Regions from separate parts of the Mus musculus genome. Here all the other regions are linked to region 3. The links are chromatin loops, found by intact Hi-C in ENCODE. Cell type or tissue: gastrocnemius. All regions are shown on one strand. Region 1 overlaps Prkca (protein kinase C, alpha). Region 2 has its middle 56 kb from the start of Cacng5. Region 3 overlaps Gm36709 (a long non-coding RNA gene). Region 4 overlaps Prkca (protein kinase C, alpha). Region 5 overlaps Prkca (protein kinase C, alpha). Region 6 overlaps Prkca (protein kinase C, alpha).

Region 1 (5,000 bases), 250 kb after region 3:
GGCACACCCACCTCGCCTCTTGCTGAGTTCTAGTTGACTCCAGTGCAAGTCTTAAGCCAAAATATCAATGGTCGCTTCTCAGTTTTAACGTGGGGGGTCCCGTCTAGAGAGCCCCTGCTATAGCTGAGAACTGGAAATACCCATGGGTAGCTCCTCCTTCAAGCTCCGAGGTCTCTCTCTGCATGGGGCTGATACTTCTGTGGGTCTCTAATGACTGCACATGTTAAACAGTAGAGAGGATGCACTGAGATCATGCTGATAAAACACACTAACTAGTTAGAGCTCTTGGGATCTCCAATTCCACGTTCTCTGCTCCCCTCCTTTGGTACAAGGCACAGCAGAACATAGACACTCCAGGAACCTGTTTGCTGTCTCCTGCTCAGCCTTGCTGATCGCCCACTCTTCTATCCACCAAGCCTATGCATTTTTAATGTTTTCTGAAACTGCCCTGGAAACTAGACCTTGAGTAGCACAGCCCCCACCCTGAAGCGGCTTACTGATCACACTAGTGAGCGATAAGATACTGGAGCTGGAAGAAGAGCCCTCAGCTAAGTCACCTGACCTGCCACTGTTGGCTGATGCTGAAGATGCTTGCATCTGTGCAGCTGAGGGTAAAAGAGCAAACAGGTGGGACAGGGTGTCCTGGTCCTTGGATGCCTTGGCTTCTGGACCACTTCTGACTACCCTGGTAGCATGCAGCCTTACATCCACCCCTCCATTTACATTTACTGGCAGACTGGATCCCTTCCTCACAGAGTGGTCTCGTCCCAGTTAAGGGATAGATGGGCCCAGCCTCCCTCACTTTACTCTCTACTGAGGTTGTTTTGGTGCAGAGGCAAGAAAGGGGTAGATACCACTAGCCTTGGGAATATTTATATGTGTGTAGTAGAAGGACACAGAGAATATAATTTCTATTTAGATCAGCATGCCATGACTTAGTGAAAAAAATCACTTGGAAGGAAGGTCTGTGAAAAAGAAAGATGTTATTTGTAGAAATGATCTTCCTTTTGGGTAATGAGACCTTTTTGCCTCCTGAATGCTATATTTGATGGACCCTGATTAGTGGAGGGGTGTGTCTGCCTGTCTGTCTGTCTGTCTGTCTGTGAATGTGTGTATGGGAGTCAGAGGTCAATGTTGGGTGTCTTCTATCTGTTATCACTCTCTACCTCCTATTTCAAGACAGCGTCTCTCACTGAACCTGGAGTTCACTGGTTAGCTAGCCTGGCTGGCAGGTGAGCCCCAGCAAGCCCACTTTTGCATCTCCAGAACTGGGACGACAGGCACTCAAGACCACAACAGACTCTTTATCTCACATAGGTGCTGGGGATCAAACTTGTGAATGTTGGTTCTCATACTTGCAAGGCAAACACCTTACCAACTGAGCCATCACCCTAGCATGAGGATTTTTTTCTAAAGGAAAAGGTGACTTAGATAAATAAAACTGTGCCCTACCAATGTGAAATTTCATGCATCAGACGAGCATCCTTTTTTAATCACCTGATCATCAGAATTAATCTTGTGACACCCTTGTTCAGCACTGGGGCACCACCATGTCACAGCGATTCCAAGGACTCAAAGTCCATCAGCCAGGAGCCTCTTGAAGCTTTCCAGGAACACTGAAAGGGTATGTTTGGGGGAGGGAGGTGATTAATAATTTAGAAAGAAAAATGTTTATCACATAGACAACTGAAAGCTCGGTGGAAATATTAGAAAATACAACGGCCAGATAGTGTTTAAACCGTTCCCACTGCAAGCGAGTATGTGCTCTAGACTTCATGTGCAAAAGGTGGGAAAGCCAACCATTTTCCTGTGAGAGGTGAGTACCAAGGGAGAGGAAGGCTGGGCTTAGCATGGCCACTGATTTTGCTTAGTCTAAGTCCCTACTGGAATACCAAGTGACCAAGTCCTGTAAATATTGAAACACAGTACTGAGGTGACTAAAGAGGACAAGGTGGGCAGGAGCTTGTTCAGTGTTAGTCAACCACTGTATTCCAGAGTGTGACTGTGTCGAGTCCCTCCTGGTTCTTTGGGATGACTGAGACTGACCCCTGCTGGTGGAAAACGACTAAAGTGTAGATGTTAATGATAGTGGACTCCAGACTTGCCAAAGAGCCTGCCTCGCCGTATGTGGGTCTGTCCCTCCATCTGTGCCTATAACCCCTGATGGTGTTGCCACGGTCTGCAGAGGGAAGAGGAACAGACCTGGCATCTCTCAGTCCTTAGTCTCAGTCTTTACCATCACTGCTTTATCAGGACTCCACTGCTCTGCATCTCCTCCCCACTCTTTGCTTAAGGTTTTGTGGAAGGAAAAGAAGAGACCCTTCACACCATTACAGAGGCTGGGATCCCAGGCCCACCTCTGGGTTAGACTCTGGATAAATCTGAGGTCTGGGTCATTTGTGTTTGGTGAAATGTGGATGGAGTATTCATTTGGGAGGTATTTGAACATTCATGTCTTAGGGATGTGGAAACCCAGAAGTCTGGGTTGATGCCTGCAAACTGATAGGACCATGTTCTCGGGAGCCAATAGATGGGGGAGTGAAAAGAGATGACGTATGGTGTCAGTGTGTTTCCCATGAAGGAAAACAGGTCTTAAAACAAACAGCATTAAACGTAGTGCAAAGAAATGCACACTGGACTGTGATTTATCAGTAGAGCCAGCATTCGAGTCAGAGAGTTGCCTTCCCCCCCACAGGCTGTTGAGCAGCTTTTTTTGGAGCTGATGTGGGTGCTGGAAGGAAGGAGACTGTGGCATGAGAAGCTAAGTCAGGGGACTCAGCATTCCCTCAGAAGTATTTGCTGTCCATCAGGACCTGAAGGCCAACCCTGCAAGATCTGATGACGTTTAACTCCCTTAGCCAGTCCATGTTGGTCCTGACAGCTCTGGAATGGCTGCTGTAGAATTAATGAAGTTGGGATGTTTCTAAAATGAAATTTTAAAATTGGGCTTCAGGAAGAGCATGAGCAGTGCCTGGTACTGTAAAATGACATTACAATCATTTCATTTTGAGATGATTTGACAGCCATTTCCTCAGTCTGATGTCTGTAACTTACCAGTCAGGGGAAGAGAATAATTCTGTGTGTCTTGATGAAGTGATGAAATTGAGAACAAAGCCTTTTGTCTCTAGACTCACGTTTCCATGTTCAGGCTCAAGTGGTGTCAAGGTATTTAGGAGACTAGGAGGTTGGAAACCTGAGGTCTTTGGCATGGTTTTCCTGGGCCTGTTTAAGTCCTTCTATTTCATGGCAAAGCTGTGCCTTCAATTACAGAGCAGAGGTAAACAAGGAAAGACCAGCGGACTATCTCCACCAAAATCCTCAACCCCAATTAAAACCATATACAAAAACTAACTCCAGGTAGATAGTGAACCTAACTGTCGTAAAATAATGAATGTCTGGGAAATGTCAGAGGGTGGTGTATGTCTATGGAATTGGAATGGCTTAAATACAGCACAACATAGGACTGATGATAAAGGAAAAAATTAACATTTTCGATTTCAATATAGTTTAAGGTGTATGTTAACTAAAACATTAAGAGAGTCACAAGTAGACTGTGAATGGGAATTGGCCACATCTATGGCAGTGAAAGGCTTGTATCTAGAACGAAAGGCAACATCTACAGCTCATTAGATAATCCGGAAAGGCATGAGTAGCCAGGGCAGGAGAGACTGCTCAGCAGTTAAAGCACTTACCGCTGTTATAGAAGATCCAAGTTCAGCTCTGTGATGGTTTGCATATGCTCGGCCCAGGGAGTGGCTCTACTAGAAGGTGTGGCCCTGTTGGAGTAGGTGTGTCACTGCGGGTGTGGGATTTAAGACCCTCATCCTAGCTGCCTGGAAGTCAGTTTTCTACTAGCAGCCTTCAGATGAAGATGTAGAACCCGTAGCTCTTCCTGCACCACGCCTGCCTGGGTGCTGCCATGCTCCTGCCTAGATAATAATGGACTGAATCTCTGAACCTGTAAGCCAGCCCCGATTAAATGCCCTTTAAGAGTTGCCTTGGTCATGGTGTCTGTTCGCAGCAGTAAAGCCCTAACTAAGGCCAGCTCCAAGCATCCATGTCTAGCAGTTCACAGCTGTGTATAACTCCAGCTCCAGGGGCATCTGACACTGTCTCTGGCCTTCTCAGGGACCTACATTTACACGCTCACACACACTTAAGAGTATTTTTTAAATGTACAGTACATTTGCACTCAACATAGGAGGATCTGTTTAGGAAAGTGCTCAGCCTCAGTCATCAGGAGAAGCTGAGTGAAACCCGGGATAATGGAAGATAATGAACAGCCATCGCAACACTATAGGGTAGGCAGGGACATGCTGGTGGGGTGCAGATGGCTATAACCACCCCAGAGAACAACCGAGCTTGAACTAAAGCTGAATACACCCTAGGACACTCTGGTTTTATGCCTATGCATGCATTCATACACCAAAAGCCATAAACAAGACATCCACCACAGTGTTCTTCATAAGTGGAAGCAGTCCAGATTTTTGCCACAATCAGTACAGATTTCTTGAGTGGCCCTGCCATGAAGTCCACTCAGCACTGAGTGAGGAGCCTGTAACCTGCACTTGGTCTCTCAGAGACGGCGCTGAAGAGAAGAACCCAGGCAAAAGCTGCATGGCATGTACCGTTCCATCCGTATAAAGCACACAAGGAAGCGGAGGCACCTGTGTCACGTGAGATGCGCACACCTTCTCAAGGAGGTTCTGTGGAGGAGGCAAAGGGGGATCCTGGGCTCCTGCCCAAATCTGAGCGTGTTGGGAAACACGGCTGAGGTCGTGCAGTGAGAATGTTTCAGTCTTCACTGTGACTCTGTGCACAGGAAGCAGAGAGGTCATGTACCAAACGAAGGGCACCAGTTCATTTCAGAATGTCTTCCAGTCCCAGGCTACTGTGCAGTGTGTGAGGGGTGCCATGAAGTGTTAGTGAGAAGCAGAGAGATGCTGAGCAGTAGATGGAAAGACTGAGAATGCTCACCACTTGTCTGTGCTATGGAATGC
Region 2 (5,000 bases), 520 kb after region 3:
CTAAACAGCTCAATGGATTTGGACTCCTCAACTTCAAAACAGGTTTTCTGGCTCAGCAGAGATCCATCTGCAGCTGACCTGGGGGGTCATTTAGGGAAACAAGTACCCCTTTGCCAGAGCTCAGCTGGTTGGCATGGAAACGCATGGAGTACAGATGCTCTTCTAGCAGGTTCTGGCATATTCTGGGCAGAGCATACCTAGCCCGCTGCTTCAGCACAGCTATCTCTCTGCTCTGGGTTCTCTGACTGTGGCTTCATCTTGCAGCCATTGTCTCCTATTGAATGTTCAGTCGATAAATGATGGGGAAGCCATATAGAAGGTAAATACAAATGAGCAAAGAACATGAGAGATGGCTCAGAGGTTAAGAGTGGGTACAGTATACTGTTCTTGCAGGATACCCACATCAAGCAACTTACAACTGCCTGTACTTCAGTTCCAGGGCTTCTAACACCCTCTTCTGACCTTCTGAGTTTTGCTTGCACACAAGCAGTTTACCTACAGACAAGCAGGAACGCACACCATCACATAAATAAAATGGAACAGATGTGCAAGGAAGCTTTCATGATACTGGTCAGAGGAGGGCTCTGTAATCTGGGAGGGCTTCCCTGAGGAAGAGGCATTCCCAAGCAACTCTGAGGAATGAGTGAGTGCCTCAGCAAAGGCCTTGGGCAGTTTCCTTCTGGGGGACAGGTCATACAAAGGCTCTGGGGTGAGGCCGTGTCTATAAATAACAGTTGTATACACTACTCAGCATTTTTTCAGTGGAAGTAAAGGGTGTTTCAGAGAGTCATTTTTCCATAGAAATGTTCAAGCCATAGCTTCTCCATATTCGTACAGACAGATGTCTGTCTTGCCTGTGCCTGGGTGTTCTAAGTCAATAATCTATGTCTGGATACTTAGCGGGGTTCTCAAAAGGAAAAAAGGTTATTTTTTATTTATGTATTTAATTTGTGGGGTGTTTTGTCTGCATGTATGTCTATGCACCAGTTGCATGCCTGGTACCCACAGAGGCAAGAAGGCAGTATTGGATCCCCTGAAACTGGAGTTCAGGCAGTTAGGATCCTCCATGTGGTTGCTGGGAATTGAACCCAGGACCTCTGGAAGAGCAGCTTGTGCTCTGAACCACTGAGCCATCTCTCCAGCCCTAGGTCAAGTTTTTAGTGTGTGCATTCTGTGTTTGTTTCAACTTACTCTCCAGAAAGGTTGGGAAGCCACTTGTGCTGGCTGAGTGCCACCACGTGACAGGTGTTGCACTGCGTACTCTGTGTAAGTTGTCTCACAGTAAATGTTCAGAATGGCCAGAGAGGGTGGCTATAGAAGCATACTTTGTAAGCATGAGGGCCTGAGTTTAAAGGAGGAGGAGGACGAAGAGGAAGAGGAGGAAGAAGAAGAGGAGGAGGAAGAAGAAAGCTAACAGAGTGGTATGTGCCTGCAGTCCCCGTGCTGGAGAAGTAGAGACAAGCAGAGCTGCAGGCTCGGTGGACAGCCAACATCACCGAAACAGTGAGTTCCAGGCAAGTGAGGCAAAGCTGGCATTGGGCAGATAAACTAAAGTGCTTGTCTCCAAGTGTGAGGACTGGCGTTCCAGTTCCCCGGCACACATTTGAATGTCGGGTAGACATGGAGGCCTGCCTGTAATCCCAGTCCTTGGAAGGCTGAGACAAAAGATTCCAGGAGCAAGCTAATTAGCTAGATTAGTCATATTGGTGAGCACTGGGTTCAATAATTAAGAGATTCCACCTCAGTGGCTAAGGTGCAGAGGGAGCCATGAAAACACTCAACATCACCTTCAGACCTACACGCTCAGACACACTTGTGTTCACACACATCTGCTCATTCGCACCCGCACTTATACACACTCATACACACACACACTCATACAGACATGTGCCTACACACATTCACTCATACACACATACACACAGTGTGACCACACACATTTGCTCATGCACACACATGCACACACTCACATGCTCATGTAGACAGTTGCCCACACACATTCGCTTCTGCAGACACACACACACACACTTGAATTCATACACACATACATACACACAGATGACCTGACAGAATAGTGACCATTTTCCTCATTGCATGCATAAAAACACAGAATCTTGGACACTCCATATTTCTTACCCCAGCCCCCCTGGCTGGTGGGGAAGAGAGGATGCTGAGAGATGCTTGAAGTCAGATTTGAGCACCTCCACCTGACTCTGCATCTGCACTGTCACTAAAAGATCTTCCTGTCCCCACAATCAATGCATTCTTCTTGAGTCCCTACTGTGGACCAGAATCTTTGATTGTCCCTTGTAGGGAGCTTGGGGCGCTGAGCCAACATTACACACCTGCCATAGTGTCGTCAGTCACAGAGATAAACTCGGATCAGGAGAACCAGGAAAAGTCTCTCTGAGGAAGTGACATTTCAGTTGAGACCCGAATGTTGGGGAACATTCATGGGACCTATCAACAATAAAGGTTTGATTAAGTCTAGAAAGTGGTGACCTAATGTGCAGAAAAAAAGTGCCGGGAGCCTGCATAGAAGCAAAGGGAGACGCTCCATCTAGTGGCCAGCTCTAGCAACTGCATGGAACTAAGCCTACAGAAATTCAGAACTTGGGTACATTCAACAGCCACAATATACAGGAGGCATAGGGCCAGGAAGACGGAGTGGGTGGGCTGGAGAGCAGGGCGCGGGAAGGGTATAGGTGGATTTGTGGATAGCATTTGAAATGGAAGTGAAGAAAAATATATATATATATGAAACGAGAATGGAAAAAACTCACATTATAAAAGGCACAAATATATTGGTTCATGTTCCTGGCCTAATATATATATATATATATATATATATATATATATATATATATATATATATATATATACAGGAGGCATGAAGTTCCTTTAAAAAAAGAAAAAGACACACCCAGAATAGGCATGGTGATGCACACCTTTAATGCTAGAACTTGAGGTGGAGAGAGCAGTCAGGAGTTCAAGGCCAGCTTTGTCTACATATACTAATAGCTAGGCTCATCTCAAAAAAAAAGAAAGAAAGAAAGGAAAGAAAGAAAGAAAGAAAGAAAGAAAGAAAGAAAGAAAGAAAGAAAGAAGAAAGATCAGACGATAGATAGATGATAGATAGATAGATAGATAGATAGATGATAAATAGATAGATAAACAGATAGATTGATAAATAAATCAATCAATCAGCACCTTATCAGTTGGTTAAGACCAAAATATAAATATCAATATTGCACATTTGTGGGTACCTTGCTGTGCCGATCATTGTGGTTTGTAAGCATCACAGAGAGGTAGGTATAGGGCTATTGATTGCTTTTCTCTCTGGGCAGCTTGCATGGCACCTTCCAATACTATTGAAAGACAGTCCTCGGGCAGGAGGCTTCTGAGAATGTGTCAACACAGTCCTGTATCCAAAGCGTGTGGTATCTTCAGCAACATGAACTCCCCTGTCTGACTGGACCTGAGACACCCGTGAGAGGAAGAAATTTATGTCTGACACTGTAAACCTAAGCCAACTACTCATGGCTAACGTAACGTGGCCAAGGAACCTAGAGGACATACTACTACCTCTCGCCTAAACCAGTGTAACTCCTAACTGCTTGCTAACCACTGATCCTTACGTCCACAGGTAAGGGTGGCTTTCACTCACACAGCAGAAACGCTTCTTTTTGCAGCAGACAGAGACCATTACAGGAAGCCACATTGCTCAAAATGCAGAGAGCAGGTGACTTCGTGTTGCCCAGCCTCAATACACAACTCCAGAGGCTCAGGGAATCTTACAGAAGAGGGGGAGGGGACAAGGACATCTACTGTAAGGTTGTCTTCTGTACGGGACAAGGAAGCTGCAACCCCTGAGATTTCAACAACATGGCTTCCTAAACAAGACCCGAGCAATCATACTGGTTGACACACTTACATGTGTGAGGGAAATCTCACAAAGATCCACCCCTAGATGAAGAGCTACAGGCAATCAGTGACTGCTAAGAAAGGGGGAATCAGTCCTCCACAGAGACGAGACCTCTGGTTGGTTATCAGACGCCAAGTGGTCATCCATCAAAAACATATACGCAAAACGAGACTAAGCGGATTGAGTGGGTGGGATTGATGTATTGTTATGCATGTATATATGTGACAATAGTAATTAAAGAAAAAGAGGGGAAGGACCATGACGTTGGGAGGTGTTGGGGGATGGGTGGATGAGTCGAGAAGTTAGGGAGAGCTGTGTGAGGTAAATACGATCCAATCGCATTGTGTGAAACTCTCAAAGCGTTAAAATATTATATCTATAATTTCAAGACCGCTTTAGCTGAGTGTTCTTAAGCTACGAAGAACAAAGAGCGAAACAAAACCTACATGCTGTTAATAAATAAAAATCTCCAGCTACACATGCATGCTCCCTCAGTGTTGGAATGGAATTGATGGTGGTGCTCTCTTGGGTGCCAAGAACCAGATGCTCAAATCCCTTATGCAAAACGGGGTCGTATTTGCATATAACCTACATACATCCTTTAACGTTCTCTATTCATTGCTAGGTTACTAACATCTAGTATGATGTAAATACTATGCAAATGGCTGTTACACTGTATCATCAGGGGATACTGACAAGGAGAACGTCTACATGTTAAAGTAAGGACACAATTGCCCTCTCTGATGGTTTCAGCCTGAGGTTTCAGTCTGAGGTTTCAGTCTGAGGCAGGAACCTGTGGTTCCAGAAGGTGAGTTATGTATCTATGTATCAAATAAATGCCGTATATTCTTGCAGCATAGAAGCACCATTTTTTAAATTAACATTTCTGTACAAACAAATTGCTTAAATACATTTCACTTGAAAGAAAAATCTGCTAGTGATATGATTCATCAGGTAAAGAGACTTGCTGCCAAGCCTGAATCTAAGTTGGATTCCCGGACCTGACCCATTAGAAGGAGAGAACAGACTCTTGCAGGCTGGCTCCTGACTTGCGTGGGTATGGAGTGGAACGCCC
Region 3 (5,000 bases):
CCCATATAGTAGTATTGGAGAGAATTCAAGCCACGATGGATTATGTAAACTGGTTACTTTGAGAAACTATGACACAGCATCACCTTTCGTAAGGGGACTTTTATATACAATGTAAAGGTCAGTCTGTTTTCTAGTGTCTTCTCTTCTGTACCAGGAAGGGGTGCCTATATCACTAGAGACACTGGACACTGAACCAGACATGGTCTAAGTCTGCCTCACGAACCTGATGTTTGATTCACAGAGACCTTCTTACACGTCTGTCTCTTCCATGCCTCTCTTCCACACTTTTCTTTTCTTTTCTTTTCTTTTCTTTTTTTTTTTTTTTTTTTTTTTTTGTCTCAGAAGAGGGGTGGTATTAAGCCCGGAGTTTTAACTTTTTTCTTTTGAGATTCATTTACTGGAGATAGATTAACCTCTCTGAGATTCCTCCGTGTGTTTGTGAGATGTACACGTTAATCAACTTCTGGTTTCCCTTGCTAATCTACCCAGAAAGTCCCAATTAAGAATGATAAAGGGTTAGAGAGAAAATTCTTTTTCCTCCCCTACATGACTAATGCTAATTCCGTGGTCACATCCCTCAAGGCCCCAGCTACCTCTGGGTTCTAAGCCTGAGTTAAAAGATGAGGACTACCACACAGGAAAGTTCTTTAATCTCTTCCAACTCAGATTTTTAAGCAACTCAAAATAGTTCAATATTTAGTACTCATCTTCAGGTGGGCAGGCAGAGAGAAGAGCCCCACACACTGGGTGAGTGAGGGACGGAGAAATTCCTCTGTCCCTCACTCTCCCTTCTTCCACACATAGATGATAACACTTGAGATGCTTTTATAAAGTTTCTCTTTTTTTTGATAAGCATAAAAATCTCACACCCTTGTTTTACAGTATTTGAATCATAATCATACATTTAAAACTGACCAGAGTGTCACTAAAGGGCACAGAGTCTCTTTTGCAGGTTCTTGGTCTTGTGGATAAATTATTTTTTTTAAAGTCACTGTGATGGTTTGAATATGCTTGGTCCAGGGAGTGGCACTAATAAGTGTGGCCTTGTTGGAAGAAGTGTGTCATTGTGGGTGTGGGCTTTAAGACCCTCATCCTAGCTCCCTGGAAGCCAGTCTTAGGAATGAGATGTAGAATTCTCAGCTCCTCCTGCACCATGCCTGCCTGGACGCTGCCATGCTCCCGCCTCGATGATAATGGAGTGAACCTCTGAACCTGTAAGCCAGTCCCAATTAAATGTTGTTCTTTATAAGAGCTGCCTTGGTTATGGTGTCTGTTCACAACAGTAAATCCCTAACTAAGATAGACACAGAAGGGAATGGAATAATATTAGAGTTAGGGAAGGCAAGAACAGGCAGGCATGCCTGGAGTCTCAGCGGCTCCTGTGATGGGAGACGGGAGGAGGAGGAGGAGGAGGAGGAGGAGGAGGAGGAGGAGGAGGAGGAAGAGAGAATTGGCCTTTCTGAGTTTTAAGTCAGCACAGATGAGTACACACAGTATGGTCTCATTAAAGGAATGCTTATTCCTCCCATCTCTTCATCTTGTCCTCAGACGTGTCAAGTTTCTTTCCATCTTTTAATTCTAGGCAGCTCGTTATGATTGGAAAATAGGAGTCCTTTTTAAGACTGAAGGGGTCTCAGCACAAGGGAGGTCCCTGCCCAATGTAGACAGCACCTGCTGTCATGTATGTAAAGGTACTGCTGGCCCCCAGAACTTTTCCATTCCTAAAGGCTATCATTATCCATGGTCATGTAACCATTCATATCTGAGTGCATATTCATGTGCCTCTAATGATGCCAGGCAAGGCAGTGGCTGTACAGACCCCTTTCATTCTCGGTATTCCTACCTAACAGCCCTTCTCAGGGACAATAATTAAAAGGAGAAAAAAAAAGATTGTGAAATGTCCATATTTTAAATGTTGGCTACATGATATTGGTAACTAATAATAATATCATCCATATCAAGGACAAAGAAAATCAAATCTATAGGAGGCTGATTTGTTTTGAGGTTTGGGCATTCTTTATGATGTGTTCTGAGGTTTCAAAATGGCGGCCGGGTTGATAGTTTTTAAGTCACAATGGGCTTGGAATTTACAAAACTCATTACACAGGAATTACAAATGGTGCTCATAGGAGTCAAGTGTTCTTGTAAGACACGGGCTGTGCATTGTGTCACTCTCTGGATACTTGGAGGAAGATTTCCAGTGAATAGAAAGTCAGCCAAGGTCTGTAATGTAACATTTTGGGCTGGAGAGTTGGCCCCGTGAGCAAAATTCTTGATAGAATGGGTATGAGGAACTGAGTTTCATCTTCATAACCCACATTCATAAAGAAAATTAACATTAAAATTAAAAAGCTAGGTTTGGTGGTACATGGTTGTGGTCCCAGCACTGGGAAGCAGAGACAGGATTCCCGGGGAGTGCTGGTCAGTTACACTAGCCTAGTAGGCAAGTTCTAAGCCAGTGAGAGACCTGTCCTGTTTTTAAAACTGAAGTAGATGGTGCCTGAGAACACGTGAGCTTGTCCTCTGAGCCACACCCAACCATACATGCCTGTATAAAAATATGCACAAGACAAATTCATAGAAAAGGAATCGCAACCAAGTGAGCGCACAGTTTTCATTTTGATGTATAGCCTTGCATTGCCTTCTCTTGGAATTTGGCAGAGATTCTGGGATTGCCTTTAGCTGAGCCTCTGACAACTTCACACTTATCACTAACTTATAAGACAAATACTGGCTAGTTAACTCGTGATGTCTCGGGCGCGTTTCCCGCGGTGAACACCAGATGGCAGAACAGCCCCCGCTATGTATGCTGTGAAGCCTTACTGATGAATGTAAGACTCACAACCTCACTGGGTTATGCAGTCAGTCAGTGAAGCTGGCTAAGGACGAAAACGGTAATGCCTGACAGTGCAGTTTCTCTCAGTTACTTGAAGGAGCACTGGAAAGATCCTCCTGTCTTGTTCCTGACATCTTCCGGGTTACCAGGCTCTACCTTTTCTTCAGCTGAGAGGAGGAAGTGCGAAGAGCATAGAGAAAACAAGTTAGCGAGAAATCCCTTGGAGTTGGTCTACTTGTGAAAGCGGCTTATTTAATTCATGTTGCTGCAACAAGGAAATGCACGGACGTATGCGTATCATGTAAGAATGTTTCTTCAAGCAAATAGAAATGAATAATTAAAGTGAATGTATTTACTGTGGCAAGACTTCCGTTTGGCAGAAAACCAGCAAACCAATTTCACAGCAGAAAGATGGCGATCTCCCCCTCCCCAGAGAACGTGCTGCTTAAACAGAAGAGATGCAATTAGAGTTATACCTGCTTTGCAACTCATGAATAGACTTTAAGATGTGAGTACAGATAGATACTCATATCCTACCTATCACTAATGGAGAAAAGACCCAGGGACAGACACACACACACACACACACACACACACACACACACACACATACATACACAGAGACATATTCACTATATATATTCAATATAATTTTCACTTGTAAAACCTGTTTTAGTCAGCAGTTGAAGAGGGTAGTTTTTAATCAATGCATCATTCTCTTAAACAGCATACAGGTAAGAAGTTAAGGAAGTCCCTGGATCAATAGTCACAGCTACAGAGTGTATTTATTACTATCCCTGAGCAAGTGACAGATGTCTCATAAAGCCTCCAAGCCTAGATGCACTTAACTCTAGGGACAAAATCATCTACCTGCTTTAGTTCTCTAAGACACAAACGCTCTAGAAGCTGAACAGCAAAGGGCCCAGCCACAAAGCAGTAAATTAAGCTTTATGAGGACCTACTAAGTGCTAGGTGGTCCTCACTTGCCATCTCAGACAATGTTTATTACAATAAAGATAGCAGGGTATGGTGGTGCACACTCTCAGTCCCAGCGCTGGGGAGGCGGAGGCAGAGGCAGGCGGACCTCTTGAGTTCAAGTTCATCCTGGTCTACACAGAGAGTTCCAGCCCCGCCAGGGCTGTAGCAGTGAGACTCTGTCTCAAGAAAGACAGAAAAAAAAAATGTTTCATGCATGTTTCAGAGAAGGAAGCTATGGTTGACCACAAAGTAGCACAATTACTGAGTGGACAAGCAGAGATCTGTATCTTAATCTATCCCGTGTCATGGATCAGTGGTTCCTAGCAGTCCGGCCACCCAACGTGAACATCAGGCACATGACCAAGGTAGCCTAGAAATGCAGGTTCCACACAGGCACCAACCTATTTCTACTGCATCAGAAACTTTTGGAGTAAGCTCAAGCAATCTGATTTTTAAAGATGTGTGTGTGTGTGTGTGTGTGTGTGTGTGTGTGTGTGTATTCTTGCACGTGTAGCTATGAATACACTTGTATGTGCCTTTGGAAGCCAGAAAACAACTTCAGATGCCATTCTGCATGCACTGTGCCATTGTTTTGTTTTGTTTGTTTGTTTGTTTGTTTTTGTTTTGTTTTGTTTTGTTTTGAGACAGGGTCTCTTGTTAACCTGAGATGTGCCCATTAGGTCAGATTGCTGTTCTCGTTACTGTTTCTATTGCTGTGATGAAGCATCATCATGACCAAAAAGCAAGTTGAGGAGGAAAGGAGTTATTTGACTTATGCTTCCAGATCATGGTCCGCTATTGAAGAAGGGCAGAACAGAAACTCAAGCAAGGATGGAATCTGGAGGCAGGAACTGATGCAGCACTCAGGAGAATGGAGTTGGGTGAGGTGCTGCTTGCTGGTTTGCTTCCCCCAGCTTGCTCAGTTTGCTTTTTTATAGAACCCAGGACAACCAGCTTGGAGATGGCACCACTTACAATGGGCTGTGCCTTCCCCACTGATCACTAAATGCTCTATAGCTGCATCTCATGGAGGCATTTCCTCAGCTGAGGCTCCTTTCTCTCTGATGACTCCAGCTCATGTCAAGTTGTCTCACAGAACCAGCCAGTACAACTGGGTAGCCAATAAGATGTTGGTAACCACCTGTCGCCATTGTCCAAGCACTTGAATTAGAAGCACACGCCATGC
Region 4 (5,000 bases), 350 kb after region 3:
GCCTGGCACAACGAACGACTCACTCCTGTTAGCCCAGCACTGGGGACGCAGAGACGTGTGGGTAGGGGGTAGCCAATCAGCTGGGTCAACAGAGACATGTGGGTAGGAGATAGCCAATCAGCCGGGTCAAATCAGTGAGCCCAGCTTCAGTGAGAGACTGTCTCCAAAACTAAAGAGAAAAGCAGTGTCCTGAGCCAAAGAAAAAGGAGAACGTGAGCCGCACCGCATTTATCTCCCTCTGCTTCCTGGATGCAGATACCATGTGGCCAGCTGCCTCTGGCTCTGCCTCCAAGACTTCACCACCGTGATGGACTGTACCCTAAACCAATGAGCAAAAGTAAATGCTCTGGTCAGGAATTTTGTCACAGCAATGAAGAGTTGCAACCAACACAGATCCATGAGTACAGAAGTGCAGAGATTTTTCGACAGTGGACAGAGAGCTGCTCTGAGAAGCACAGTGTGGGACATGTGGATGGTTCTAAAATACCTTGGAAACTTGAAACAGTTTAGAATGTTGGCTGCTGCAGGGACTAACAGGGAATTGAATGTGATAAAGCAGATACCCTGAAATTGGAGCCTGCTTATAAATAAACAGAGGCTTCCAGGACTAGAGAGAAGGTGTGGTTCATTCCACAGACGTTGTTGGGAAAATTGTCTAAACGTTTGGAAGAAAAATAAATAAATAAATGAGATCTCCCCTCGTGCTTTACACCAAAATAAATTTCAAGTGCATCTGGAAGTTAATTATTAAAAAAAGGAAACAAAATAATGAAAGAAAACACAGGCGAATACTTAACTACCTTCACGGAGGGCAAGGATTTCCTAAGCCTAAAAGAAATGGAAGAAAGGAAAGAAAACATGTTGGTAGCTTTGACTGTGTGAAAAGATAGACTCCTTTGTGTTTCTAGAAGCCTACGGAATTAAATCTAAACACAGAGCGTGGCAAACAGGGAGAAGGACCACTGTCATGTGCATCCAAACATTCCCTCTAGCCAGTAAGAAACCTGTTTACTACCCTAAAGGAATTGAGAATTAAGTCAGAGAAAAAGAAATTCACATGGCCCAATAGCTATAAAGACTGTTAAGCCTCAAAAAAAAAAAAAATCAAACTTACAATGTTACTCTTTATTTTTCTCACTTTATCTTTAATATGATTTTTGGTAGGACTTTGATACAACTTTGGGGGGAGCAGTTTGGCAAGGGTTTTTATATCTTTTACTCTCCTTCTAAGAATGCAGCCCAAGAAGAAAAGCAGAAATTTATGTATGAAGACAATCAGTTGTTATATACAAAGATGAGGAATTTTTAAACCATGTAAATGTACAAACTGAACTTATTTTAAAGTCTTTGCTACAAAATAGAATGCTGGGCATTAAAAAATGCTTTTTAAAAATTACTTTGGTAACTTTTATTAAGAAGGAATTTTTAACTACCATAAAGTTATGTGAATTCTATAAAAATAAATATTACAGGCTAGAGATATGGCTCAATGATAATGTGCTTACCTAGCATATACAAGACCCTGGGCTTTATCCCCAACATTATAATCAAACAATCAATATTATACTATAGATGTCTTTACAGGAGAGCAATTGTCAATCAGCATAACAGTATGTCAGCATCAATCCTCTGTTTTGGTGGAAGTGCAATTGCCTTTAATCTTTGCCTTTATACTTTGTGCATTTAAATTATTTTATGATGACTATGCATTGTCCCTACAATGAGAAGTAATTATTTCTTAAAATCAATGCCTCCCTATGTTTATATGCAGATCTTATCTGTCTCCCACAACTAGCAAATATTTTTCACAGTCATCTACTTTGGAATTATAGAATATTAGCAGATAACATACGTGTTATTGGAGTACTTAGTGTATGCAAGAGGAGGCTATATTAAAAGGGAAACAGGGCTATACAGTAAGACTATGTCTCAAAGTTGAAGAAAGGAGACAGAGTAGGACGAAAGGAGAAGAGAGGGGAAGAGAGAGAGGGGGGGAGGGGAAGAGAGGGGGAGGGAGGGGAAGAGAGAGAGGGAGGGAGGGGAAGAGAGAGGGGGAGGGAGGGAAGGAAGGAGGGAGCATGAACTGACTGTGCATACCACGCTCATTAAATTCTTTAGCTGACTTTGATTGAGTAGTTGCTGACTCACCATTTGGGGACACTGGATTTACTGGGGCAGAAAGCCACCCTTGTGACAAAGTAGTGGGTTTAGACAGCAGAACATTCAGTGAATGTGTTTTTAAACAATGTACTTCTTAAGTCCTTGAATTCAGGTTTGTGGTCACACAAGGTGGGTATATTCTCAGTGTTGCTCGCTCTTCTTGCCCTTGACTCTGGCCATAAGGAAACTAAGATCATAGAATTTGTGAGTCATTGTTTATTAGCACAAATGAGATCAAATCAGAGTCCGTGCTCGTGACCACAGACAGCATCCGCAAGCTTGGTGCAGTGTGATTAGAGCAAATGCAGCAAGCCAGACAGCCAAGACCCTCCAAGTGACCCACGTCTCATTTGTTGATGCCTCATCTACAATTGTTCTTTGCTGAAGATGCCTTTGCATCTCATTGGGTGAAACCCAGCAAAGCTCCATGTGTAATGGTTGCCCTAGAAATGTGGAGCAAATGGCCCTGCATGGCATATTTTCTTCCTGAAAACTAACAATACATTTTATGTCCCTTAGTCTTTGAGCACTCTGAGACTCTTCAAATCATTTGATGTCTTCTGGGAAAGCACTTGGCTCCTTTTGGCCTGAATTGAGTCTCCTTGGAAAAAGGCCTGTTTGGTTTTTCCCTTGTGTTGGAGTCCCTCCAAATGGACACTCTGTGAACTGCAGCTCAAAGTGAGAGCCTCGAAAGGCCTTGCCCACTCCAGCTCCTGTCAGAATCCAAGAATCTGGCCTGCGTGGCTTTTGCCTTGCCCTGTGTTGACCCTGGGGAGATGCCTGGGGAGGAAGTGTTTTGTCCCTGTCCCCGTGTTTCTGTCAGCCTGTGGAGATCTGATAGACAGGGCTAGCAGGAGGCTGGAAAGCCAGAGAACAGGGTTGTGTTCCAGATAGGGTGTGCCCAGGGATGGGACAGCATGAACCCAGAATCACAGGGCAAAGGTTGTATGGAGACCCGTGTGTGTGGCAGATAACTTCCCCATGCTGCTATGCTCGGTGGTAGGTGTTCAAAACAGTCGAGAGGAGAGTAACCCGTGAGTCTTTGGGAATCATGTGTCAGTCCTGCATGTGACAGGTTGAGTGGAATAAGATATTTGACTTCCTTAACCAGTCAGTTGAAACCAGTGTCGGCTCTGAAGTTATACCACTATTGGCTTGGTAAATCAGAGGATGGAGCATGCTGAAGACTACAGCATGATGTGTTTGTACCTGCTTGTAAACCTAGCCATGGGAAGGCAGAGTATGACGATGGCGGGTTCAAGGCCAGCCTAGGCTATGTAGCAAGCTTATGTCTCAAAAAAAACACAAAATAAAAATAAAAAGCAAATAAAAAGTATTTGTTGAAGTGAATGGTGGGATACTCTGGCTATTAGACTATTATTAGTTTCAAGATCAGACCTCTAGACACAGAGTCCAAGTGCCACTGGAGTGTTGATGAGAAATCTCTCAGTGGTACCCTGCTCCCGAGAGGAGGATGTCATCTCTTCCTGCCTCACATCACACAGTCCAATGCATTCCTCTACAGAGTGTCAACTCTACCTTGTCACTTGCTTGAAGAAAGAATCACTTGCCTCTATCTGGACAGAGTTGACTGCTCTTGGGTGCCAGTTCATGGAGGACTCACATTCACACTAAGGAGAATATGACGTGACCACCCTGGACCAGCACCCTCATTTGCAGTTCTTACCCAATATCAAGCCCCAGCAGGTTCTTGTTCCACACTGTCTAGGTCACTCTCAACTCCCTGGTGGCTTTGCTCCACTCAGGCCTCTGTCACATGGTACTGTAGCTGATAGACAACAGGAATGTGGGACTCAGGCTGGGAAGATCAAGTTCAAGAAACTGGCAGCTGCTGTACCCATGGGGAACCCATTTCCTGATCCTGAAATAATGCCTTCTCATTGGGTCCTCACACGGTGGGAAAAGCTAGCAAGCTCCCTAAAACCTACTTTATACGGGCACAAATCTCATCCATGAGGGGCCCATTCTCCTGACCTAATCACCTCTCTGGACTCTACCTCTTAGTACCTTCACCTGGGGACTAGAAATTAGAGCATATTAATTGGGTGGGGAATCACAAGCGTTCAGATCATAGTGTAAGACTCTTCCCATCTGCCAGGCAGAGGGAGACCAGCCTGGGAGGATAACGTGTTCTACAGGGATGACAATCTGCAGTGTCCCAATGTGAAGAGAGAAGTCAGCTGTCACTGTCCTGAGAGAGTTGGTCTGTGAAGTCTACAGATATCTTTCCGCTAGGGCCTAAGAGTGTCTTCAAATGCCATAGAGAATATAAATTTATATTAAGACATTTGTAGGCAGAGGCAGGTGGATTTCTGAGTTCGAGGCCAGCCTGGTCTACAAAGTGAGTTCCAGGACAGCCAGGGCTACACAGAGAAACCCTGTCTCGAAAAAAAAAATATTAAGACATTTGTGATTTAAGGAGACACAGAATGAGCTGGGGTGACAGCATGCAAGCATGAAGACCTGAATTCAATCCCCCAGAACCTTCAGGATTAAAAAAGGTTGTGGTGGGGGGGGGGGGGAAGAGGATGTGCTTATAGTCTCAGTGCTGGGATGGGGGTGGAGGTGGGGTTGATACAATCGGATCCCTGGGACTCACTGGCCAGCCAGCCTAGCTTATTTTGTGAGCTCCAGGCCAATGAGAAACCCTGTCTCAAGATGGCAGGGTTTATGGCATGTAAGGACCAACAGCCAAGGCTGTCCTCTACACTCTGCACACACACACACACACACACACAGAGAGAGAGAGAGAGAGAGAGAGAGAGAGAGAGAGAGAAGGAGAGCGTCTCAGGGAGTTTTAGGGTGCCTTACTACTTTAA
Region 5 (5,000 bases), 240 kb after region 3:
CTGCCACTCAGGGCCAGGCTATCATTCCTGAGCAGTCCAGATGCTACTGGTACCTGGGGTGCCTCATGATGCATCTGCTGCCTCTAAATAAAACCCATATTTAGGAACATCAGAACTCTTGCCAATATGACAACAGCTGCATATTCAGGAATCCTTACAGAACATGATAGAACCCCAAACTGATAGATCTGGGAACAAGGCTAATGGTTCATCCATGCACCAGGTATATACAGACAACTATATAAAGAGCACTCTGAAGGCACCAGGACACTAGTGGTCTTTCCGTCCTGGGAGGTTGCTCTAGTTGAAGAAACTGATAGTGAACACGTACCCAAATGACGGCTTTTGTTTTTCCCAGACAGGGTCTTATGTATCCAATGTTGTCTTCAAACTTGCTGTGTAGCCAAGTATTACCTTGAATTTCTGATCCTCCTGTGTCTACCTCTAAAGTGCTGGGATTATACTCTCAGGGGACAGTGCCACTAAACCCAGTTTTATACAGTGCTGGGGATCAAACTCAGAGCTCCACGTGCTAGGTATTAGTTGAGTTATAGCCACAGCCCAACACAAACATTTTTATCTAAAGTAATTCTGGATGTGAGGTAGGAAAAATAACAACAAAACAAGCAAATTCCCAGGTAGATAGGGAGAAAAGAGGGGCCTCTCTTCTTTTAGATCTTGAGGGATGACTTTGCTAGGATGGAAATTTTACCCCGAGACTCTTCAGGATATGTATAGACTCAGTCTAGACAGAAACAGAGAGTAATGCAGAGAAAAGGACTATCGTGGGCAAAGAGAGCAAGGTGCAGGCTGAGACAGGTGAGCTGGGCAGCAGAGAGTGGTGAGTGGGTTTGATGAGTGCTGAGCGATTTATTCAGACTGAATGGTAGAGGGGAGCCAGTTGTCAGAAGAGGGGACAAAGTACCCAGTGGGCATGAGGGTCTGAGACTAGCCGTTGCCACGTGCTATCGCTTGAGTCACGGATGACAGAGGCCACACTGAGTGTAAAACATGAAGCATGGCAGAACAGAAAGGTCTGTGGGAAGGAGCAGCCTCATGTCCTGAGTAGTCACCTCAGCTTCTGGGTGGCTCAGCACAGCAACCCTTGGGATGAACCTGCTCTGTAATTAGTGTCTGAGGCTGATGTAGTGAAGGCTGGGCATATAGGTCCACTCGGGGCACAGTGCAGCAGGGATTGTGAGAAGAGAAAGCCCCAAGAACTCTGAGCGGGAGTCTCTCCATGACAGTGCCCTATATTTGGCATTTAAACAGGTGTAGTGCCTGTCCTCCAGGCTTGGGGGCCGCATTCCAGTTGATTCACATTCTTGTATCTGTCTCAGCTTCTGCCATGGGACATGGGAGATCTGAGTAGAGGAATCTGTGACTCAGAGATGGTCAGAGAGAGGCTGAGCCATAGAAGCCCTCTAGCATCTTATCTTGGAACAACAACAACAACAACAACAACAGACTCAGAGAGTTACAGGCTCATACAAAGACACATAGCATGCCTGAACAGCTGGGCTTGGGAGAAGCCTGCCACGTTTACAGAGAGTTTTGAGTGATACTTTCATAGGTCTTCATTAAATCCTGTAGGGTCCAAGTTTTAAAAATCCTTTCAGAATCAATGTATTTAAGGATTAAGCCCATCAAAACCCCAGGACTATTTCAAGTAAACAGCTTACAAGTGGAATCTCAATGTCGCCCAGATAATTTCCTTTGTATGTGCACTGTGGTAATTGGGCTCCTGTCTCTCCAGTGAAAAGCCAAACAGTTTCAGATCTAATGAGTCCTGGCCACTAGGGCAGATAGATTTCGGAATTCTCTATTTATAGCATCTTCCAGTGTCACTTGCACCTTTTCTTTAATCAGCACTGAGCTGTCATGCAGCCCACAGGAGCCTTGAGCATACAGATGAGCAAGCTGGGGTGTCTGTGCCAACAATTCGGGGTGCAGGTTGGAGCTGAAGGCTTAGTGTGGGATGTTGGCTTCTCTGCAGAAACAATGCTTTCTCCAGACCAACATTGGATCAAGCCTTAGAAATTGTTGAGTGCACTTGGCAGAATTGAATGATCTCTCTCTCTCTCTCTCTCTCTCTCTCTCTGTCCCTCCCTCCCTCCCTCCCTTCCTCCCTCCCTCCCTCCCTTCCTCCCTCCCTCCCTCCTTCCCTCTCTTGACCTGCAGAAGTTTTGACATTCTGTGTGCCAGGGAGAGTTAAAATGATCCAGACAGGGCTGCAAAAACCCCGTCCAGGAGGATTTCGCTGAGCTCAGAGATCAGGAAAACAAGCAAGGAAGAATGTGGTTTAAAATGGAAAATAGGAATTAAAACAGAGGCCAATCCTGACGGATCCTAAAGCCTAGTCCACTTAGGAAAGCAAGAGTGTTTTTCAAGCCTGCCACCAGCGTGTTAGTGAGAAGGGGTAGGTTACATGTGAGCTTTGCTGAGTTGGGAGGCAGAGCAGTCAGACAGGAAAGGCTCTGGACCAGGACTCTGTGGTCTTGAGTTGGCTGCAAGCCACTGAGTCTCCCAGAGCCTCAATTGCCTTACCTGTTAGCTGGGAACAATAGCAGTCTGTCTCTGAGTGCTGATGTGATGAGTGGATCAAAGGAGATGAGGCACGAAGACAGAAGTTTGTAAGCCAGGCACTTCATTCAGAGATGTGTTTCTTCCCAAATTTGAAGGCCACTCTACACATTCAGATAACCTGGAGTCTTAGAGATGTTACCAGCCTCTCCTAGGACATTTTTCATTCATTATTCTGAATTTTGCAAAGCCCTTGCTTGTCATTTAGCTGGGCAAGCCCTGCTGCAGTCTCAGTCCTCACCAGTGGGGGGTGCCGACCTGAATGGAGTAGAGATCACCAGGTGGCCCAGGTCAGTTGCCTTGATTAGGTCTGTGTGTCCTCCCTCTCTGCTTACTTCTCTCCCCCTCCCCAGGTTTTTCCTGGAATTTTTCCTTTTAATGTCAACTCAGCTGCAGCCTGCTGGGGTTTGGTGAACAAATGACTGTCTGAGATTCAGAGGAACTATTGTTCACAAAACATACCATTTTGCATGATTTTTTAATTCTGTTACATTAAACTGACACGATCAATCTGGTGGGGAGGGAGCAGGGTAGATGCTCAGGGAAGAGCATCTTCATGTTCATCTTAATTCAGTCAAGATTAGTGAGAGACCGTGTGGTTAGGAACTGAACAGGAATTGAAGTACAGAACTCAGCAGACACACAGGGTATCTTAATGCATGTAGACTGTCATCCTCTGTGTCCTAGTGTGGAACTGACAGGGTGGGGGTTCAGCACTGCTTTAAGTCAACAGGCAGAGTCACTTTTGACCCTTAAAGCTGGGTTAGCCCACTTCTGATGTGTGTGTGTGTGTGTGTGTGTGTGTATGTGTGTGTATATGTGTGTGTGTATGTGTGTGCTATGTGTGTGTCTGTTGCATGTCTGTGTATATGTGTGTGCCATGTGTGTGTCTGTTGCATGTCTGTGTGTCTGTATGTGTATGTGTGTGTTGTGTGTGTCTGTGTGTGTCTGTGTGTGTCTGTGTGTATGTGTGTGTATGTGTGTGTGTCTGTGTGTCTGTATGTGTATGTGTGTGTTGTGTGTGTCTGTGTATATGTGTGTGTATGTGTGTGTGTCTGTGTGTATGTGTGTGTGTCTGTGTATCTGTGTATCTGTGTGTGTTGTGTGTGTTTGAGACAGAGACTTACTCTGGATTCAAACTGCCTTAGTCTTCCAGTGCTGACCATTCAGGAATATGCCACCATGCCTGGCTAGCCCCACATTTCAATGGTGTCGCCTAAAATGACTGTCCCCTAGTCTAAGCAGAATGTCTTTGCCTTGTGATTTTGAGTGTGTCATTCATACTAAGGGGCAGTGCCTCTTAAAAGGAAGATGCAGGAGTATGGGGGCTTTCCAGGGTTACGGAAAGCCCTGAGCTTAAACTCCAGCACAAAAGGAGAAAGAGGAGGAGAAAAAGAATGTGAAATTCCACCTCCAAGTCTGAAAGAGGGGAAAGGAGAAACCCAAGAGATACTCTGCTGACAGCAGACAAAAGGTAGGAGCAAGCCAGGTGGCCACAGACAAGTAAATGGACAAACAAAATGAGGTCTGCTCATGCAGAGAAGTCTCACCCAGACATTAATTCTGGCACATGGATCAAGAAAGTTGACTCAGTGGATTAGAGTGTTTGCAGCTGTACCCACATAAAAACACTGTCATGCGCACTTAAGTATCTGTAAACCCAGTGATGTGCAGAAGTAGGGGAAACCAGAAACAGGAGCCAAGCTTCAGGTTCAACAAGAGGCCCTAGCTCGAAGAAATATGCAGAGAGTGATGGAGCCAAATACCTGACATCCTTCTCTGTCTGTCCTCATATAGGCATGCATGTATGAGCACCTGCACATACGTGTGTACACACATATACCATAGGCACATGCTCCCTAACACAAAAATCTAACGATGGCACAAGATGAGTGGTCCTTGAGGGCAAATGCTAGATGGAAAACCAAGTCACAAAAGGACACCTGCTGTGTGGCTTTCATCATGGTACACTTAAGAGTAGTTAGGAGTAGTTGCTAGGGCCCTGGAGGATTGAGAAATAAATTAGTGTTTCAATGGTACAACATTTCAGTTTGGGGCAATGAAAGGATACAGAGATGGATGGTGGTGATGTTTATAGAGCAATGTGAACATGCCCGGGGCCCAGAGCTGTGCACTTGAAAACAATTAAAATACCAAGTTTCCTGTATGCTTTACAGGAATAAAACAAGTTCTAAGTAAAATGAGACACTAGGTACCTGTAGGTCTTCCTTGCCCTACTACTGCCTACAAACACTGGTGACCCCTGTCTTCAGTACTTTGGCCAAGATGGCAGCCAGTGCTTCTTCCTTCCTCTGTGGAGGTAGGAAGAGTAGCAATTACCAAGGTCTATCCTGGACAGCCTGGAGAAGGCCTGGACTGAAGCTTCAAGTGTGGCAGGAACCAGTTGGAAGAACACT
Region 6 (5,000 bases), 370 kb after region 3:
AGAGAAGCCACTGAGCTCTGTTCAGCAAAGGGCAGAAAGTCTGTGTTTTAGACATTGCGAGTCATGTAGTCTCTGCTGCCACAGCAGCCATAGATTATATATAAACAAATAGCCAAGGATGTGTTCTAATGAAACTTCACTTTTATGTTTCAAAGCTGTTCTCTAATACAAATTTTCTTTAGATAAGTCAGAGTGAGCTGTCAGGGGTCAGCGTTGCTTCCTGATCTAGAGAGAGCTTTTAGAGCAGCTAGCTAGGACGCAAGGCTGCTGTCCTGTTGACACAGGAAGGAAACTGGGGATACTATTCCAGGCACAGACTGTGGGCATGTTGGTATCTCCCAGGCTGCCATGACTGAGATGTCTGACTGTATTGCATATGCGTTTGTCTTTGTAGCAAATTAAAACCTTCAGACAAAGACCGGCGACTGTCTGTAGAAATCTGGGACTGGGATCGGACGACTCGGAATGACTTCATGGGATCCCTTTCCTTTGGTGTCTCAGAGCTAATGAAGATGCCGGCCAGTGGATGGTAAGGAAGCCATGAGACCCAGCATGTTGCCATATCCCAGGTGGCTGAGAGAAGCCAGGAGCTATAGTCCCGCCCCCCCCCCCCCCCGCACCTCCCCACCCGCTGGGCAGTGGGCTCTGGCCATGGATTCTGTAGAGGCATCTCTCCAACAGCCTGACCAGAGGCTGAAGGAAAAGAGCTGCTCACGGCCCTTACCCTCCCTTCTCCCCCTGTCCTCAAAGGTATAAACTGCTCAACCAAGAAGAGGGCGAATACTACAATGTGCCCATTCCAGAAGGAGATGAAGAAGGCAACATGGAACTCAGGCAGAAGTTTGAGGTGAGGACTCCCATAAAGCCCTGGGCAGGAAACTGTCTTCCCTGCATGTTCGGGGAGGACCCAATTCTTGCGACACCACTGGGAAGCCCAAAGCAATTTTCCTGCTAATTCTTGTTTGCTTCACAGTAGAACATGAATGTCCTATGTAACCTCTTTCATTTGCAAGCTGTTGGCATTCTGTGTCCCTGGTCCTTTGGAGACTGAAGGTTGGAAATGGCGTAGAGGTGAAAGCATGGCTGGTTTCCACATAAGAAAATGGTTTATATATCACTGGGGCGACGGCAAGGTTGAGAGTGCACCCCCCTTTCACAGAGAACGCCTGCATACTTCCAAGAGAGACTCCCTAGAGAACAACTTGCCTATAATGAGCTACCACTCAAGTATCTGGGAAAAAAATTTTCCCTATTGAAATTTTTTTTTACTTTCCCTATAGAAAGCAAAATTGAACGGATTTTCTTCTGTGGCGTGAGCTCCAGCAGACGCTCCTGTTTAGAATTCTCTTTATTTTTTTATTTTCTCTCCAGACGTCATTTAGGCAAGGCAGCCTCCTGCTCTCCTCCTAAGTGGGTTTGTGTGTTTGCCTTCTGTCCTGGGTTCATCTGCCCTCTTCCCCTTCCTCTCTCTGCTTCCCCTCTTCTTCTTATCCTCTACTGCTTCCTATCTGCCTCAGCTCACAGTGAACGTTCTTCTCTCTAAACCCCTCAGGACCCCCACCACCATCTCTGATGCTTTCTATTTCTCTAAGTGCTTAGCATCTGGCTATTTGATCACATTATTTAGTAGCCTTCAAGGTCTGTATAACTGGTAATCGTTTCACTGCAGACTATAAAGTAGTCCCTGGAAATCTCAGGAATTCCTAAAGTAACATGCAGAGGGGGGGGGGGGGAAGGGGGAGAGAGAGAGAGAGAGAGAGAGAGAGAGAGAGAGAGATTTTTAGCCTGATCACGTTCACGTTGTTGCCCTTTAAAAGGAGGTGTATATCAGATGGACTGAATTCCAAAGGATGTAAAACAGAAAATTGTTCAAATTATTTCCATCATCAAGCTGATGACATCTGGTGAATGTAGATGTCAGTGGTAATACTTAAGGCCAGGCTGCCAGGTTTCCTGGCTTCTGGGAACGTGAGTGCTTGAAGTGAGTCAGGGATACTTAAGATAGATGACACAGCGCTGGCATAGGTTGGTGCGATGGCAGGGAGTGGTGGGGATGGGATGGGTGAGCCACTGAGCGTGAACCAAGCTAAAGGTAGCAGCCAGGCTGGAGACATGGCTTGGAGTCCAGCAATTAATTGCCTAGCACTCTCAAAGCCTTGAGGGCTATCCCCGTTAACACAGAAATAGAACAATAAAAGAGATGGTTCCTGTTTCTGAGGGCCACATGGTGTTGGTCAGCACACATGGAAGTCCCTGCTGCTGTGCCCGCAGCTCCTCAAGAGAAGCCAAAAGTCCCACCTGTTTATATCACGTCTTCCGGTTTCTTTTAATGTTGACAGCCAATTAAAACTTACAGTTCAGTGTAGGTCAAACTTTCAAGTGTACTTTCAACTAAGTTAAGAGCTTTCTGGTGAGATACAGTCTACAACCTCTCCCATCAAAAACTACGGGAGAGGGGGCTGTGGCAGTGACTCAGCAGTTAAGGACACTTGTTATTCTTCCAGAGGACCAGAGTTCGGTTCCCAGTACCCACATCAGGCAGTTCACAGTGGCCTGTATGTAACTCCAGCTCTATGTTATGAGAGCTATGTTATATGTTATGTCTATGTTATATAACGTCTATATGTTAACGTGCACACACACACATATAGATAAAGCAAATGTAAATATAAATCTTTAAAAGCTGTAGGAGAGGGCTGGTGAGGTAGCTCAGTGGTTAAAAATACTTTTAACCACTTTTCCAGAGGTCCTGAGTTCAATTCCTAGCAACCACACAGGGGCTCACCACCATCTATAAAGCGATCTGATGCCCTCTGCTGGCATAAAGGTGTATATGCAGACAGAGCACTCAGACATTAACAAAAAATAAAAATTAAATCAAAACTACAGCAGAGACAAGAAATACATGTTTAAAACTGGAAAAATGAGGTTCTTAAGACTTTTAAGGAAGTCAAATGTAAGCTTGAGAGTCAAAGTTCACTGTGCATGGCCCTCCCTCCCTCCCTTTCGCCTTCTGTTGTCTGTCACTTGCCTGGTTCTCTGCCTCCACTCCTACCCTGGCTAGGACACAGCTCCAGACTATGTCACCCACCCCTGTGTTGAATGGATTCTTCTAGAAGGAGTTTCAGGACACTGGGTGCCTCTCCCAGGCAGGGCAGAAACCTGCTGTGCTTAACTGACTCTCACACCCCAAGTCTCAAGTGTGTCATTCATGGTCACTGTTTAGACCCATGCGCCTAGGACACAGCCGAGAGAGGAACTTTGTTGGGGCTCCCCAGGTGTGTCACTCGAAGTAGCTCTAATCTGAAACCACCTTATTCATCCAGAAAAACTGACCCACTTTGGTGCTTCATTTCCATGGCTTTCTGGTGAGCTAACTTCCTGTTTCTCTGAGCAATGGGTCCACCTCCTCCTTTTAAAGGCCACCGGTTCCAAGTTAAATATCTAGGTAAACATCGTGGGCTGGAGGGCTTGGGGCCAAAAGTGAAGCATTTCTCCTAGAGACTGAGACAGTGCGTTGTCTGTCACTATCTCCCTGCCAGGAGAACTGGGCTTGACAGTGGAGGACTAGCCCAAGCCATGCAGCCTCAGAGCAGGAGGAGACACCCTCAGTGGTTTGGGTGGCAGGTGCCACCCCTCCGAGCCCCACGCTTAGACAGAACCCCTGCGTGAATTACATCCCAGCCTTTCCTTTGCGCATCTTTTGGCTTAATTTCCTGGATTTCCTCAGATGGTGTTTGCTCATGTGTTGAGCATTTTGCCGATATTACAACAGGAAGAAGCCTGTAGCAGATAGAGTCGGAAAGATGCTGGGATTTCATGGCAACTTCCAGGCTGTGTTTAAATGGAAGTCTCTGGCCTAACCTTAGATGGGTACATAGTTCTGTGTTCGTGGTTCTGTGTTCAGGTCTGTGTTCAGGTCTATACCTGTGAAAGTGGCAACCCTTCCCTCAGTGCCTAGGGGTGACAGGCTGACAGCAGTCTGCCCTGTTCTCATGCATTCTTTCAACTTTGAGCTGAACACAAGCTCAGTACTGGCTTGTCACTTGCTGAAGCCCAGCACAATTGTTAGTTCTCTCAGAAGCCAGCATGTCTCGGGGGCCTCTTGCAGAATCTAGAGCAGTGGGGTCCAACCTTTGACAGGACACTGAATCTGTAATACCTTGGGCTTCATTCACAGCTGTCCTTGGCTGGAGTGTGGCCTGTGGGCCAAGACTTAGACAAGTTTATCTATCCATGCTTGATTCTGTTTTGGTGGTGTTTAAACTTTTGAGGAGGGGGTCTTTTTATGTAGCTCAAACTGCTCTTAAACTCAAGGTCTGCTTCCCAAGTGCTGGGATTATAGCTTTGGAATTCCATCCCACCCAGGCAATCTCTGTGTTCTAGAAGGAATTAACAAGCTGTGGTTTCAGCCTCCCTCCCCACAAGACATCAAAAGTCACTCTGTCTAATTAAAAAAAAAAAAAAAAAGGAAACTAAATGAGCACTTGCAGCTATATGCACCATGTTACTATTCATCGGATAATTAGATGGAATTTTTTTTCATATTTAAACTGTTGATTCTAGGATCTTGGCAAACAGAATCATCTGCGGGTGAAGCTTTTAGGAGCCAAGGAAAAAAATCCCAGGATGGCTGGAAGAGCCCCTATGCGCTCTATCAGGGCAGTTCATCTGCCCAAAGATGACACAAAACAGGACTGTGACCAGAGTGTCCACAGAGTCTCTGTGGCCTTTTCATCTGGTCCATGTATGTCTTTGGGTAGAGCACACACAGTCCCTGCGTCACAAACTAAATTGCATGTCTTTTCTTTTGTTCAGTAAGTAGGGCTCCAGCAGTGGCCACAACAAGCAGCCCTACCCCCTGTGGAGCTTGTGCTCTGGACCCGGAGGCCCAGAGATGAAGCAGGGAGGTTACCGAGAAGCAAATGGCGCAATATAACACTTTGCACTGCTTTGCATGCCCCCAGAATATATAGCAACCAGGACTCCTGACTTCCCTC

What was found. Hi-C counts contacts between places; a loop is a spot of excess contacts. Peaks named below come from ENCODE experiments on the same cell type or tissue, not always from the same donor. Only the 100,000 strongest peaks of a DNase experiment are listed, where the experiment ranks them.
Region 1: it touches region 3 in a loop (4-fold over the local background); 34 of 42 quality-filtered maps call a loop at or near these places.
Region 2: it touches region 3 in a loop (2.5-fold over the local background); 13 of 42 quality-filtered maps call a loop at or near these places.
Region 4: a loop joins it to region 3, with 5 times the contacts of the local background. A loop is called at or near these places in 37 of 42 quality-filtered maps.
Region 5: a loop joins it to region 3, with 4 times the contacts of the local background. A loop is called at or near these places in 34 of 42 quality-filtered maps.
Region 6: it touches region 3 in a loop (8-fold over the local background); 26 of 42 quality-filtered maps call a loop at or near these places.

Annotation. Positions count from the first base shown.
Region 1 is chr11:108,125,815-108,130,814 of GRCm38, reverse strand. All of the region lies in intron 3 of Prkca (protein kinase C, alpha), which reads left to right. Among named protein-coding and RNA genes, the nearest start is that of Gm51922, 16 kb to the right of the region's middle. In gastrocnemius, a CTCF peak has its summit at 2,051 (motif pointing left); a DNase peak (open chromatin) is centred at 2,069.
Region 2 is chr11:107,857,049-107,862,048 of GRCm38, reverse strand. No RefSeq gene overlaps it. Among named protein-coding and RNA genes, the nearest start is that of Cacng5, 56 kb to the left of the region's middle. In gastrocnemius, a CTCF peak has its summit at 2,560 (motif pointing left); DNase peaks (open chromatin) are centred at 124, 1,210, 2,354 and 2,544.
Region 3 is chr11:108,376,071-108,381,070 of GRCm38, reverse strand. Gm36709 (a long non-coding RNA gene) reads left to right here. Exons shown (of 4, transcript XR_880267.2): 1 at 1-117. Among named protein-coding and RNA genes, the nearest start is that of Gm36709, 2.6 kb to the left of the region's middle. In gastrocnemius, a CTCF peak has its summit at 2,772 (motif pointing right); DNase peaks (open chromatin) are centred at 2,792 and 3,204; H3K4me3 peaks cover 188 bases; H3K27ac peaks cover 190 bases.
Region 4 is chr11:108,023,740-108,028,739 of GRCm38, reverse strand. All of the region lies in intron 5 of Prkca (protein kinase C, alpha), which reads left to right. Among named protein-coding and RNA genes, the nearest start is that of Mir7223, 29 kb to the right of the region's middle. In gastrocnemius, a CTCF peak has its summit at 2,812; DNase peaks (open chromatin) are centred at 132 and 2,841; H3K4me3 peaks cover 673 bases; H3K27ac peaks cover 2,504 bases.
Region 5 is chr11:108,133,424-108,138,423 of GRCm38, reverse strand. The region is part of intron 3 of Prkca (protein kinase C, alpha); the gene reads left to right. Among named protein-coding and RNA genes, the nearest start is that of Gm51922, 23 kb to the right of the region's middle. In gastrocnemius, CTCF peaks have their summits at 1,808 and 2,819 (motif pointing right); no DNase peak of the experiment used is centred here; H3K4me3 peaks cover 508 bases; H3K27ac peaks cover 2,297 bases.
Region 6 is chr11:108,008,474-108,013,473 of GRCm38, reverse strand. Prkca (protein kinase C, alpha) reads left to right here. Exons shown (of 17, transcript NM_011101.3): 7 at 395-529; 8 at 751-847. Among named protein-coding and RNA genes, the nearest start is that of Mir7223, 14 kb to the right of the region's middle. In gastrocnemius, a CTCF peak has its summit at 2,822 (motif pointing left); no DNase peak of the experiment used is centred here.